3 separate regions of the Homo sapiens genome follow, and regions 1 and 3 are each linked to region 2. Evidence: chromatin contacts called from ENCODE Hi-C data. All regions are on one chromosome and are shown on one strand. Each heading gives the region's core, a stretch centred on a gene start or an enhancer-like site at or near the end of the contact. The rest is flanking DNA. Distances are from core to core; before and after follow the strand shown. Region 1 holds the start of LINC03125 (long intergenic non-protein coding RNA 3125). Region 2 overlaps ACSS1 (acyl-CoA synthetase short chain family member 1). Region 3 holds the start of CST3 (cystatin C).

Evidence for each region. Hi-C counts contacts between places; a loop is a spot of excess contacts on that map. Pooled maps may share reads with other maps.
Region 1: a map of gastrocnemius medialis shows a loop between it and region 2 (7-fold over the local background). The contact joins the promoter of LINC03125 here to the enhancer-like site in region 2. A Hi-C loop is called at or near these places in 1 of 168 maps with a recorded cell type or tissue (gastrocnemius medialis) and 8 of 50 pooled maps.
Region 3: a loop to region 2 is called in a map of sigmoid colon, with 3 times the contacts of the local background. The contact joins the promoter of CST3 here to the enhancer-like site in region 2. A Hi-C loop is called at or near these places in 1 of 168 maps with a recorded cell type or tissue (sigmoid colon) and 8 of 50 pooled maps.

Annotation. Positions count from the first base shown.
Region 1 is chr20:23,146,059-23,150,299 of GRCh38, reverse strand. LINC03125 (long intergenic non-protein coding RNA 3125) reads right to left here and starts at 2,197. Exons shown (of 6, transcript NR_199692.1): 1 at 1,886-2,197. RefSeq lists enhancers at 1-54, 1,549-2,748.
Region 2 is chr20:25,037,730-25,042,258 of GRCh38, reverse strand. The region is part of intron 2 of ACSS1 (acyl-CoA synthetase short chain family member 1); the gene reads left to right. Among named protein-coding and RNA genes, the nearest start is that of ACSS1, 18 kb to the left of the region's middle. Within about 2 kb of position 2,343, at least 24 of the 41 ENCODE cell types and tissues checked have a DNase peak (open chromatin) inside an H3K27ac peak, as active enhancers do; they include gastrocnemius medialis and sigmoid colon, where a contact is called at or near this core.
Region 3 is chr20:23,635,936-23,640,380 of GRCh38, reverse strand. CST3 (cystatin C) reads left to right here and starts at 2,426. Exons shown (of 3, transcript NM_000099.4): 1 at 2,426-2,761. The coding sequence starts at 2,519. RefSeq lists silencers at 2,272-2,611, 2,642-2,891.

The sequences.
Region 1 (4,241 bases), core at 948-3,447, 1.9 Mb after region 2:
CAGATTTTCTAGCCTTTAAATAGGGTTCCTACAGATGAAGAGAAATGTCCCAGATAGAAACCCCACTGCGGAAAGTGATCCCCTCCCTCTGGGAAATAGAATCTCTGAAGAGGATCTTAGGCAGGATGGCACGCTGTGAGTTCAATCAGCTTTCTCAAGTGTGGATCTCAGGTGAAAACCAGGCCAATTCTCACCACACATCAGGGTCTAGGCTCCGTTTCCTGGCAGTGAGTCAGAGGGGTGACCCGAGGCTAAAGGCAGGATGGCACCTGGTCTAAAAATGGCCATGGTTAATCCTCAGGGTAGCAGCAATGGCATTTTTTGAAGAGTCAGGCCAGGGTAAATAAACTCTTGAGATGTAAATGTTTAGTCTTCTTTATTTCTGCCCATCTTGAGCAGAGCCGGGCCCTAAGCTCTGAGCAGGTTTAAATTCGCACAAGTGATAGGTCCCCCCTGGAGATCCTGCATCCCAGGTGCACTCAGCCCTGGCCTACAGTTCTCCTACAAAAGGCTTGTTCCTAGAGGACATTCACACATCAGAGGGAGAGTTAAGCAACATCATTTATTTGACTCTTCACTCACTTAGCAAACTTCGACTGAGAGAAGAAATTGAGTTTGTTTGGGAGCTGGTCCCAGGGAGCAGGAGGAAGAGGAAGAGTCAGACAGGGAGGAGGCAACACAGGGTGTGTTTCTGGGCCTTTGAAAGCACGCAGATTGCCTCTCAGAATTGTCCCTCTGAAGGACGAGGCCATATGCACTAGCTCCTACCTTGGGGACACTGGTGCCCTCCCCCAAATACCCTTCAGGTGGTGCCTGCACTCAGGCTGAGGAGGAGGATGTCACGGTGTAGGTGCAGGGAAGGGTGCTATCAGGAAGCACAGCTGTGTCCACCACAGCTGGGGGCCACGGGCCTGCACCTCCACACAGGTGTTGGCTGCTGCAGCCTGGGATGGTCCTCTCTCTCCAGCCCCAGGTCCCTGTGGCTGGGCCATAGGAGTCGCTCAGAAGACTTCATCCCAAACTCACAACTACCATCCTCATCTGAACCTTTGGAAGTCATGAAAATGTGGAAGCACTGGCTGGAAGTTAGCAAGCAGGTTATTATCGAGGCAATGGCTTATGCCGTCTTCCTGGGACCTCCATGTGGAGGAAGCCGGGGCTGCAGCAAGACCTCTGTCTTCGCCCTCGCTGTGGGTCTTGGATCTCACCAGAGCAGGAATCCTTTCAGACCATGGTTTCCTGGCTTATTTGTTTTGTAAAAAATCTGCTAAAGAGGGACTAAGAAGATGTGAAAGCCACATCCACGTATTTTAAAAGTTGCACATATTTTAAAAGTTGCACATAGAACAGGGAGGAGCTTGTCCTGTGTATCCCAGAGGATAAAGCTAGGGACAAGGGTGCTCTGTGTGTGTATGTGTGTGTGTGTGTGTGTGTGTGTGTGTTGTTTTGTTTGTGGTTCTCTGTGTCATCCCCATAGGATTTGAGAATGAGGGGAAGTAAAGGAAAACAAAGGAACACTTTAGATTGTCCTCTTGAAAACTCATGGATTTCCAAGCACTGTGCTAGAAGCTGCCACATCAGCATCTTCTGGGAACTTGTTAGAAAGGGAAATTCTTGGGCCCACCTCAAACCCACTGATTCTCATACATGCTCAGGTATGAGAATCACTCTTCTAAATATAGGAAAAGATCTTTCTAACAGATATCATTGACCAAAGTTGCAGTGCCTTTCCTCATGAGGTGGTGAGTGCTACTCTTCTGGAAGCATTCAAGAGAAGGAGTAACCATTAGTCACGCATGTTGCAAAGGAAGTGAACACAACAGGTACAGAGTTCAACTGAAGTCACTTCCTTGGTTGCTCAGTATTTTAGCAAACATTTACTGACCAGCAGTACTGGGCACTGTTCACAGTGACAGGCGACAGGAATAGAAATCCACAGAAGCTCCCCGTTCTTGCCTGCTCCGAAGACTGAAGTCCAGCAGTCTCTCATGCTGTGGGCCCAGACACTGCTCTCTGTCTTGACTGCCAAACCCTGGCTGGCCAAGTGACGATTCACCATCCTTACAACATACTCCAGTCACTGAAGATTCCCCACGGAACCACCACCTTCCTGCTCAGGCCTCTTCATCTATCCAACAGGAGGAGGGGAAAGAGACCATTGACCCAGGACTGCCCTGGCGTGCATGAAGCCCTGAGTGAGGGCTGTGGCAACTTCCCGGCCTGCACACACTGCTGCTGCTTTCTTGGTGCCTATGAGTCATGCCTTGTCACCCGTGTGACATTAATCACTCAGTGGGACTCAGAAATCCAGCAGATGAATTCTGAAACTGAGTTGGGGAGGAGGCCAAATGTCTCATCGTGAGATGAGTCCCAGGGTACAGTCTCGGACAGATGAATATTCTAGATTACAAGGCTTAGCACTTTAACCAGAGAATAAATACAGACTGTGGTTGTTTCCATGTATTTAAAAAAAGTAAATTATGACACAAGTGATGCACATTTGTTCGGGGAAAGTTACAGTACAGATGGGCAAAACCAAAGAAAAAAGTGCATCAGTTCCCCTAAACTCCACCACCCAGAAACAATTGCTATTAACAGGAGGACGTGGTTTACTTCCAATGCTTTTCTGGGCACATATGTAAGTGTGTGTGTGTGGCAGTGCAACCGTGGAATCGCATTGTAAGACTTGACCCTAACACAGCTTTCCATTTAAAGTATATTGTGAATACGTTTCTACGTCAATACATTTAAATGATCAATTTTAAAGCTATCTAGCCCTCTACTGGCATCAATGCAAATTTTCCTCAGATTGTATCACGTTTAAAAAGTTTTTCTAAGATACACCACACACTCTCCTGCCTTCCCTTCCTGTTTTCTAATCCAAGTACAGAAACATGACATTGCTTGTTTCTAGGTGCCTTGGGGTCGCTGTTATTCAGTGAACCCCTCAGGATGTAAAGTTTCAATAAAGAAGCAGTTTGGTAGAGACAAAAGAGCTCCAGATTAGAAATCAGGATAGCTCTGGGCCCCTGTGCACTCAGGCTCCACATGGTTATGCACAGAACCTTCAGAACCTTCAGATTCATCACTAGCAGGATGGGTCCAGGGCGTGGGTCTTTGCTATGAGATCACCTTAGGTACCTCTGGAGGAGCTGGTCACACCAGTGATAACCCTTTGGAGAGGAGAAAGTCAATGGAGGAGGAGAAGACATGCCTCAGAATCACACCCCAGTTGTTGCTTGAAGTGTGGTCAAGGAGCTGCTTATCTCCACCCACACCTCCTCCTGGACACACAAAGGATATACATTCCTGGGCCCAGTTCAGCTCTTCCAAATTGGAACCTTTGTGGGTGAAGCACAAATAACATGCTTTTAAACAAGTACCCCTGAAGTTTGTCACAGAAAGTTGAGCTCATTGCTCCACTCCTAAAATGTCATTTCTCTTAAACATCTGAAACGGTTCTGCTCGGAGAGGCCACCTGTTGACCACTTGCTTGGCTGCTTGGCCTCGTAGGGCAGGGGGCAAGCAGGAGACAGAGGAAAGATCAGGATCGACATTTTTCTTCAGTGTTCCATAGGAAAACCATTCTTTTATGTTTCTCTTTGGCATTTGCAAATACACACCAAAGATTTGCCTCCTGTGAGTTGTTTTTTTTTTTTTTTTTTTGGCGGGGGGTGGGGGGTGGGTAGAATGTCCTTGCCCAGCCCCTTCCTCACTGATTCTTAACCCTTCCCTCTCCCCGGATCCATAGTGCGCTCAGATCCTGACCCTCTGAGACTGCCCAGCCCCGAGACCCGCCACGTCCCCGCAGAACAGTCCATGCAGCGAAAAGATGAGAAACGTGACTGTGAAGCATGGTGCCCTTGATTCGACTGCTTCATTCATTTCAGCAGATGTCACCAGGGCCCTGTAGGGAAGATTGTGCAGATCTGTGTGGTCTAAACAGACAACTTCATGTAGATTGCACTGGATTTATCTTGGCTCTGCCCAGAGGTGATTTGGCTCTGATAGGGAGCCTTCTCATGGAGTGGTTTTGGCCTCTGAGAAGTGGCAGAATTGCTGAGTTCAGCCTGATTGTCCAGGAAGAGCCACATCTTATAGATTCTAATATTTCCTCAAGATCTTGGAATAGCACTGCTATTCACCAACTGATGCTTACTTATTAATTAAACATCTGTTAAACTCTCGATAGGTGCCAGACAGTGTAGTAGGTGGCCATATATTAGAATGAATAAACAGCT
Region 2 (4,529 bases), core at 1,094-3,593:
CTGCCACTGGAATATTTGGGGTCTTCCTACGCACGCTGCCTGTGCTCCCTTGCGTTCTCCTGGGTGCCGAGGTCCTGGCACGTCGTAGTTTAGAGAGGCCCCATCTTCAGACTGCAGCACAGTGACCCACACTGAGGGAGTTTATGTCCACAGAGACCTCTTTGTTGGGGACAGGACCTTTCTGAGAATTCTCTGGGGCGACCACAGGCAATTCTAGGCCAGCGGGTGGGTTGTGGAACCTGACTGGGCTGACACCTGGGCTCCACAACCCACTGTTAGGGCAGGAGGATCCCACCTGTACCTTCTTGGATCCCAGGCCACTCGAATGGAGTCTGGCGTCCTTCCTCCTCATGCAGGTGACCAAACCCTCAAAGTCACTCCAGTGTGCAAAGGCCTTTGGCCACCACAGCTGTTCAAAATCTGCTGTAACTAACAGGCTCTGGTCTTCACCCTGATGTATTTATTCCACCCACGGTGGCCCATCTCATGTGGATTCCCAGTAGGCCAGCCCGTTTTCAACAAGAACAGTCTTCTATCTTCACATTAGAAACCCATTAGATTTTTGGACTTCACAACTAAATTGTGGGACAGTTTTCCAGGCTAACATTTTGTATGGTTTCTGGCATGTTTTCCCAGTGTGAATGGGGCCACTTTTGTGGAAGGGCTCCCCTCCCAAAGGGGTATTCTGCCTGGTGCAGATTCCAGCATCCCTGGGGTAGTGCCTTTGAACAGGGATGAGCTGCAAGGCCACGTGCGGTGGCCTGGGGACAAGGGCTGCCATGGAGAGTCTGTGGGCGTGCTCTCAGCCCGTGGCCTTATGCCCGGGAGTACGGTGCCATCTGTGGAAGCCCAGCCGTGAGCTTATGCAGACCCTCCATGCCATCTTAAACCCAGGGTCAGAGGGAGTGTGGCCTGGAGGTCACACGGGGTGGACTGAAAAAGCTGCATGCTTTTGCTTCTCACCTTCCTTCCAAATTAACAGGTTTTTTTTTTTTTTTTTTGAGACGGAGTCTCGCTCTGTCACCCAGGCTGGAGTACAGTGGCGCAATCTCGGCTCACTGAAAGCTCCGCCTCCTGGGTTCACGCCATTCTCCTGCCTCAGCCTCCTGAGTAGCTGGGACTACAGGCACCTGCCACCACGCCCGGCTAATTTTTTGTATTTTTAATAGAGACGGGGTTTCACCGTGTTAGCCAGGATGGTCTCAATCTCCTGACTTCGTGATCCACCCGCCTTGGCCTCCCAAAGTGCTGGGATTACAGGCATGAGCCACTGCGCCCGGACAAATTAACAGGTTTTTATTAGCAATTACTTATCCTTAAATGAATAATTATTCAATAAAAGGAATGAAATCATAAATTATTAACAATTATTGTTTTATAAAGGGGAAAATTAGTTCAAGTGAACTTTAAGGGTGGCCTGGGGTGGGGCATCTGGGCAGCTTCTGGGGTGTGGCTGCAAAGATAGAGGAGGAGGCTGCCCCTGGGGCTGGGTGGTTTGGGTATTGGGGCTGCAGGCTCCCAGGCTGGGGCTAGTGTCAAACGGGCTCCGTGGAGCAGTTGTGTGTGCATATCTTCCTTGTGCAGTCAGTCCTATCAGGAGCCGAGAATCAGCGGTGGAAATATTTGCACCATGATCACTGGCAAATGTTATAAGTCAAGGCTTCTTTTGCAGAGAAACTGGCTGTTATCCAGCACAGCACTGGGGAGCAGGAGCCTCCTGTTCTTTGGAGGAGTTTGATGCTTCTCTAGGCTGCTGCCAAGAGGCAAGGAAAGTCGCTGGGCCCGAGGCAGGTATGCCAAGTGGCTGTGCTCTCTGGATTTCCACCTGTGTGGCTGTGTCTGTGAACTTCCCCTCCAGGGCTTACTCTCCTCCAGGTGTTAATCTGGAATGTTGTGTGGACTCCCAGGAAAGCCTGATAAATAGAAGGACCCCCAACCTGCGTCCAGGCTCTGGAGCGTTCTGTGTGAAGTTGGCTGCCCTGTGTTGTGCTGTGTCTGTGGCAGCCGAATGGGCTCTGGTAGAGCCATTCAGAGAGACGGAACAGAGGGCATGTGGGGTGTGCAAACTTGGAGTGGGACCTGAAAAATCTCCTGTGGTTTTTTTTTTAACCACAGGGGAAAGTGAATGTTTACAGAATGTTAAAACCTACACCCCTTTCCAAATTCCACAAGGGAAAGGACTCACTTCTGTGGCTTTCTCCCAGGAGGTAAACAAGTCTGTCCAGCCAGGGGCGAATGTTCTGCCAGGGCACCAGCTGTTCTCGGGGCTGGCTTCCAGGACTCCAGTCCCCCAGTGTGCTCTTGTCCTGGGCTGCCAGCCTGCAGGAGCTTCCAGAGTTCTTCAGGCATTGACACCTGGTTCCCGCAGTCATGTGAGCTGGGCTTTGTGTCTGGAAGGGAAAGAACTTCCTTTCCAGAGACAAGACTTGGGCCAAAGGCCAAGTGCTGAGGTCGAAGGGAAAACCAGGCGTTAACAGGAATGAGGACAGAGCTTCTCTGGAGTCTGGCCTGGTACTTTAGTCCTACAAGGCTTTCTTAGAAGCTGACTGCATCCTGGGCTCTGGTTAGAGGAGAAAAGAAAAACTAAGGATGTGGGATTTGACCTGCCTGTGCCTGGGGAGGCATGCCCTGGGCAGGTGGCCCTGAATGAGGAGCCAAACACTGAATGATGAAGGAAAACGCCATTCCACACCCACCCTCGGCCCTGTCCTCCATTCTGGGGACAAGAAGAAAGGCTCAATTGAACCCCCATGCGTGTGGGGACTTTGGGCACTTCTCTTGCTAACTTTCCCTTTTGAATGAGAATCAGCCTCAGGTTCATTCTTAGAATAAATTTATATTAAAAAAGTGAACTAACTCAAGAAAAATGTTACATGAATAATTATAGCATTGGCAGATGGCAAATCTTTTGAAGTTTGGGAGCCTTTGCAATAGGAGTGGTTCTGATACTGAGGAGCTGGCTGACAGCAAGGCCCCTGGAGCTGGGCCTGGGTTTGAATCCTGCCCTGACTCCTTCAGCTGAATAGCCTTGAGAAAGTGGCCCAACTTCTCTATGCCTCAATTTCCTCATCAGGAAAGTGAAGAAGGGAAGGGGAGCTCAGAACCTATGGGCTGTTGTGAGGGTTAAGTGGGTTCTCCATGGGAACCTGCTCTGTGGGAGCAGCCCTGGGTACAGGATACTTGCTTGATAGCTGTTCTGTCCTTGTTCCATGGGATGGGGCTGTGAACTGAGGGTGGGGTGAGGACAAGTGGGAGGAGGGGCAGGGGAGGGAATACCCCCTGGATGCAGAGGAGGTAGGAGGCCATGGGCCTGGAGAGGAGGTTTCCTGTGCTGGCAGTGGCAGGCAATCATGGCTGGAGAAGCTTGGGTAGCCAGCAGGGGGGCAGTGACAGGACGACATGGCAGATGGTGGTAGGCTGTGCAGAGCATGTGGGGTGGAACTGCCTTCCCTCTGGCCTTTTGGAAGCACAGGCCTCGGGCTGAGTGCCTGGAACCCCCAGACTGGCAGCAACCCCAACTGTAGGAGGCTCTGCATCCTTCTCAGATCTACTCCCGCCCTCAGCACCTGCCTTGGGGGCATGGAGCAGGCAGGCTGTGCAGGTGAGGGCTTCCTGCAAGGCATTCACACAGCTGAGGTGCATGTGCCCTGAGCCGGCGACACGGAGACTGCAGCTTCCATAAGGCAAACCAGCATTTTGCACCTGCCCTCCTGAGAAGGAGGTGCCTGAGGTGCCCACCTTTCTTAAAGGTCCATCAGTGTTCAATAATTCTCTTTTTCCCATGTCTTGTATTTTCTGCAGTCATTATGGCCACTGTTTACAGGTCACCTTCAAAGGTGCCTGCAACTTCATATTTGGTCTCCACGACCACCTTGGTAGTGGGTCCTATTATTAGGCCATTTCACAGATGAGACAGTTCAGGCCCCAGTGGTGTGGGGGGCTGTGTTGGGAACCCTGCTCTCTGATCAGTCATTGTTTGGCCTCCCGTGAGACTCCTGAGTGATAAACTTGCAGGTTCAGCGCTTTCCACAGAGTCTAGCAAAACCTCAGGGAAGAGACTTTCACTTTCCATAAGGAATTTAGAACACACATAGCTTTAGTGATCTTGTTACTGGCTGAGCTGGCATCACTACTAGCAACTCAGCTCATGTCTCCTGGGGGCCCTCGCTGTGCCTGGGCCCGCCTTGGCCCAGGGGACCATTCATGTTCAAGTGCGGCTGCCACTTTATGTTTTCACGGCAGCTTCTCTTTGCTAAATGTCATGGTCATGACATCAAATAATGACGTGAGAAATTTCATACTTGGTTTATGAGCCCTGCTAGCTGACTTCCTGGTCTTCTGTTCTCTCAGCAGAGTGAGCAAATCTTACCACCATTGAATGACAGTCAGTGGCTACAGTAATGTCAGGGCCAGAGGAGGCTGCCAGGAGGGAAGGAGTCTGTTCCCCAGGCCTGGGTCCATGAGATGCGAGCTGGCCATCCATGCTTTGCGTGGCCTTCCACGCTCCTCCTGCGTGAGAAGGGGTCAGC
Region 3 (4,445 bases), core at 1,177-3,676, 1.4 Mb after region 2:
TCCAGCCCAGGTCCGCAGCATCCCAAGCTGGGGACTTTGTCACCCCACAGGGCACCCAGCTGATCAGGTCCTCTCAGTCTGGGGAGAAGAACTCACAATCCTGGCAATGAAGGAACTCAGGGCCCACTGGAAAGCCACACTGAGCAAAGGACAAAGACACACCCAGGCTTGCTCTGCAGGACTCCATTTCTGGGAAGCTCAAGGACAGGCGACAAACGAGTCTATAGGGCAGGATGGGGGCTGCCAGGGCAGGATGGGCATGAGGGTGAGCTGCAGAGGCAGGAGGACACACCGTCTGGGGCAAGGCAGATGTCACAGGTCTGGACAAAGTGGTAACACGGGTATATGCGTTAATGAAATCCCCCAGATTAGACATTTTGTTGTCTATAAATTCTACCTCACTCACAGTGATGTTCTAAACTCAGGTGAGTTTTCCAAGCAGTGCAGAGGACCAGCGCCAGCAGCATGACGCCCAGAGGGGAGGAGCAAGAGACACCCGTGGGCTCCCACATTCATCCTGTGGCTGCTGCTCCCTCTCCTGACACCCCCACTGCCTGCCAATGGGTCTCACTGCACCTTCCACCCGGCCCCACCCACAGTTACCATGAGACTCCAGATCGTTCCCTTCCCTGCTCACACTCCCTCCAGGAGCTTCCTCTTCCTGGAGCAGGCATGCCCAGCCCCGCCTCAGGGCCTTTGCACTGGCCCTTCCCGCTGCCTGGGGCTGTTTCCTGTCTAGGCAGGGCTTCTCACCTTTCCAGTCTCATAGAGTCCTCCCTGACCAGGTCCAGTGGCATCATCTCTCTCTATCCCATACTCTCACTTCCAACAGAGAGACTAATTTCCTGATATTAATTATTGATCACTATTCGCCATCCTCCCACACACCCTAATGCTGGGCTGTGCAGTGCCACAGCCACCAGCCACATGTGGCCACAGGGTGCTTGAAATGGGGCCAGTACAATTGACACCCACATACACAGGGAATTTCAAAGACTCAGTACACACACCCAAAATAAAATAACCTATGTTATTAATGATTCTTCTTATGTGTTGAAATAATATTTTGGATATATTAGGTTAAGTAAGAAATATTATAAACATTACCTTCACCTGTTTCTTTTTTACTTTTTGAAATGTGTCTCCCAGAAAGTTTTAAATTGCTCCTGGGTTCGTGTCACATTTCTGTCTGGCAGCAGCCCTGCAATGTAGTGTCCATGGCTCGGTCACCCAGGCTCCGTCTCTAGCTCCTAGACTACCTGGTGCAGGGGGAAGCTGGTGAAAAGTCTGTTTACTGAATAATGAGTTGTGAAAGGAGAACCCAGAGTTTTTTACTCAAATAAAGGTTAATTCTTCTGTTTGAAAAGTTCCCTAGCACAGGGCATGGCCTGAGTCTCCTGTGGCCTCTGGAATCACACCTCTGCCTTAGTGATTTCTAGACCTTGACCAAATGCTCACGGATACTCAGGACCTCTGAAGACTCCGGAAGGCCGAGACCTCTATCTTTCCCTTTTCTGAGGAAATGAAGCTAGGGGGTCGTATGCTTTTAGGGCCCAGGGGGCCTTGACACCTCTCTGGAGGGCAGGGTGACCTAAGCTTGGGAGGAGGGACAGGTCTTTGGGAAGAGATGGAGCTGAGGGGGTGGAGTGGGTAGAAGGGGGGCATAGGTGTGGAAGGGGTGGGGGAAGAGGGGCCAGGAGTGGGGTGAGAAGAGGGGAAAGAAGAGGATAGGAGGGACAGGGACAGGGAGAGGCCAGGAATGGGTAGGAAGGGAAGACAGAGGAGGGGCGGGACGAGGGAGGGGCGATGAAGAGGGGCCGAGCTGGGGTGGGGGCGAAGTGGGAGCAAGGACAGGAGTGGAGGAGGGAGATGAGGGGCATGGGAGGCGGTGTCTGGGGGTTGAAAGGGGAAAGGGACAGAGGAGAAGGAGCCTGAAGAGTGGCGGCATGGAGGGGCCCGAAGTGGGGAGGTGGGAATGGTCGGATGGATGGGGAGGAATGGGGAGGATAGGAGAGGCAGGGGAGGCTGGAAGACAGTAGGAGAGGAGGGGGAGGGGAGGGGAGGGGATGGATGGGAATGGATAGGGAAGGCCAGGGAGACTGGGGGGCCAGGGGAGGAGGGGAGGGAGAGGGGAGGCGGGAAGGGAGAGGAGAGGCCGGGAGGGGCTGGGAGGGGAGGGAAGGGGATGGATGGGGAAGGACAGGGAAGCCTGGAGGGGCAGGGGAGGCTGGGATGGGAGGAGACTGATAGGGAGGGACCTGGAGGCGGGGAGAGGCAGGGGAGGCGGGGAGAGGCAGGGGAGGCGGGGAGGGAGAAGGGAGGTGGGAGGGACGAGGCGTTCCGGAAAAGGGAGTGCAGGCCGCGGTGGGGTGGGGCGGCGAAGGCCGGAAGGGATAAAACCGCAGTCGCCGGCCTCGCGGGGCTCACGGCCTCGCCTCGGTATCGCAGCGGGTCCTCTCTATCTAGCTCCAGCCTCTCGCCTGCGCCCCACTCCCCGCGTCCCGCGTCCTAGCCGACCATGGCCGGGCCCCTGCGCGCCCCGCTGCTCCTGCTGGCCATCCTGGCCGTGGCCCTGGCCGTGAGCCCCGCGGCCGGCTCCAGTCCCGGCAAGCCGCCGCGCCTAGTGGGAGGCCCCATGGACGCCAGCGTGGAGGAGGAGGGTGTGCGGCGTGCACTGGACTTTGCCGTCGGCGAGTACAACAAAGCCAGCAACGACATGTACCACAGCCGCGCGCTGCAGGTGGTGCGCGCCCGCAAGCAGGTGCGTGCCGCCCCCCGCAGGGTCCGAAGCCCCGGCCCCGCCGTCCCAGCCTCCCCCCGCGCTGCTCCCGGACCCCGTGCTGCTCCTCTCCGGCGCCTGGGCTTCTCACCCGGACCCTGTTCCCGGTCTTCGCTGTCACCCCCGAGCCCTTGGCGGGCGTGTCCGGGAATGCCCTGAGTCTGGCCTGGCCTGGAACCGCACGGACACGTCAGGTCCGCGCCCGGCGCCTAAGATCAGCTTCCAGGAGCCAGCTCGAGCTGCGCCGCAGCGCGGGGGCAGGCACAGGACGTCCCACACAGCTCTGTCCCGACCTCCTGGGACGCTGGGCTCCGGGTGCGCTGCTGAATACGCAGGAGAAGGAAAAACAGAGCCCCTCATCTGGCTGCCTCCTTGTTCTTCCACCAAATAATTTTTAAGCACTTTTGTTTCTTTTAACTTTTTATTCTCCCGTAATTTCAGACTTACAGAGCAGCTGCAAAATAGCACAGGGCATCCCTGTAGATCTTTCACCCAGATCCCTCAGATGTTAGCACAGATGTTAACATTTTGCCCTGTTTGTTCCCCCCAGCTCACTTTCCGAATGTGAATATGGGTGTGTGTATATGTACTGTATATGCATTTTTTGCCTGAATCTTTTGAAAGTAAACACTTCAGTGTGTTTTTCCTAAAAACAAGGGCAATATCGCACATAATCACTATTCCATTTTGAAAATCAGCACTGACACATTCATGATCTAATGCTCAGACTCATTCAGCTTTCCCTGTCTGTTGACGGCCTTCGTGCCCTAGGACGCTCCTGGGCCATGAGTGCATGAGTTCAGCCCTGTCCTGTCCCCTCGGCCTCTTTTAACCTGCAGCAGCAGCTGGGTCTGTGCCACGACCGTGCCATTTCCCAGGGTCTAGCAGGTGTGGATGGAGACTATGCTGACTCTGGGTGGGCTTGATGCTGCTCAAGATGAGATCTAGGCCATGCGGCTCATCCTCCTCCCAGAATACTCTCCGCAGGGGCCACACGTGAGCCTGGCACCTTGTCCTGCAGAGCCCTGCTTCCCTCCCCAAGTCACACCCCTGGGCACAGTCCCCTAGGACTAGCGGCCTTCACCCTCAGGCCGGCTGACCACCCCCTACATCCCAGGGCAGCTGAGTCCCTGCTGGGGTGGAGCATGCCTGACCCTGCCTCTATCAGCTGATGCAGAGTTAGACCTCAGCCAGATGAAGACACCCAGCAGACCGGAGTAGGGGGTCGGATCGGGAGGGAGCTTCAGTAGGGCTACCAGGCCCAGCTTGACCTGCATCCCATGGCAGAGCAGCGAACAGTGACACAGACTTTAGAGCTCCTCCACCTTCTCTTGGAAATTCAGAGGAGTCCAGACCAGCCGCGTTTCTCCCGCAGCCGTCAGCTGGGGCCCTCTCCCTGCACAGGAGGGCCATTCCCTGGTGTAGGGTCCCCGCTGGCCTGCACCTCTCTCTCACTGGGAGTGAAGCATGGGGCATTGTAGATCGTTGGGCCCTGGAGCCTATTTTACAGAGGAGCAGACTGACACCAGAGGGATCACAGGCCTTGCTTGTGCTTCTACAGGACTTGTGTGTGGTTCCACAGGGCAAGGTCTAGCACCCTGGTCCCAGGGTCCCTCATCCCATGCTTCTCCACAGTTCTGACAAGTCATGTTTTGGGGCGGCACTG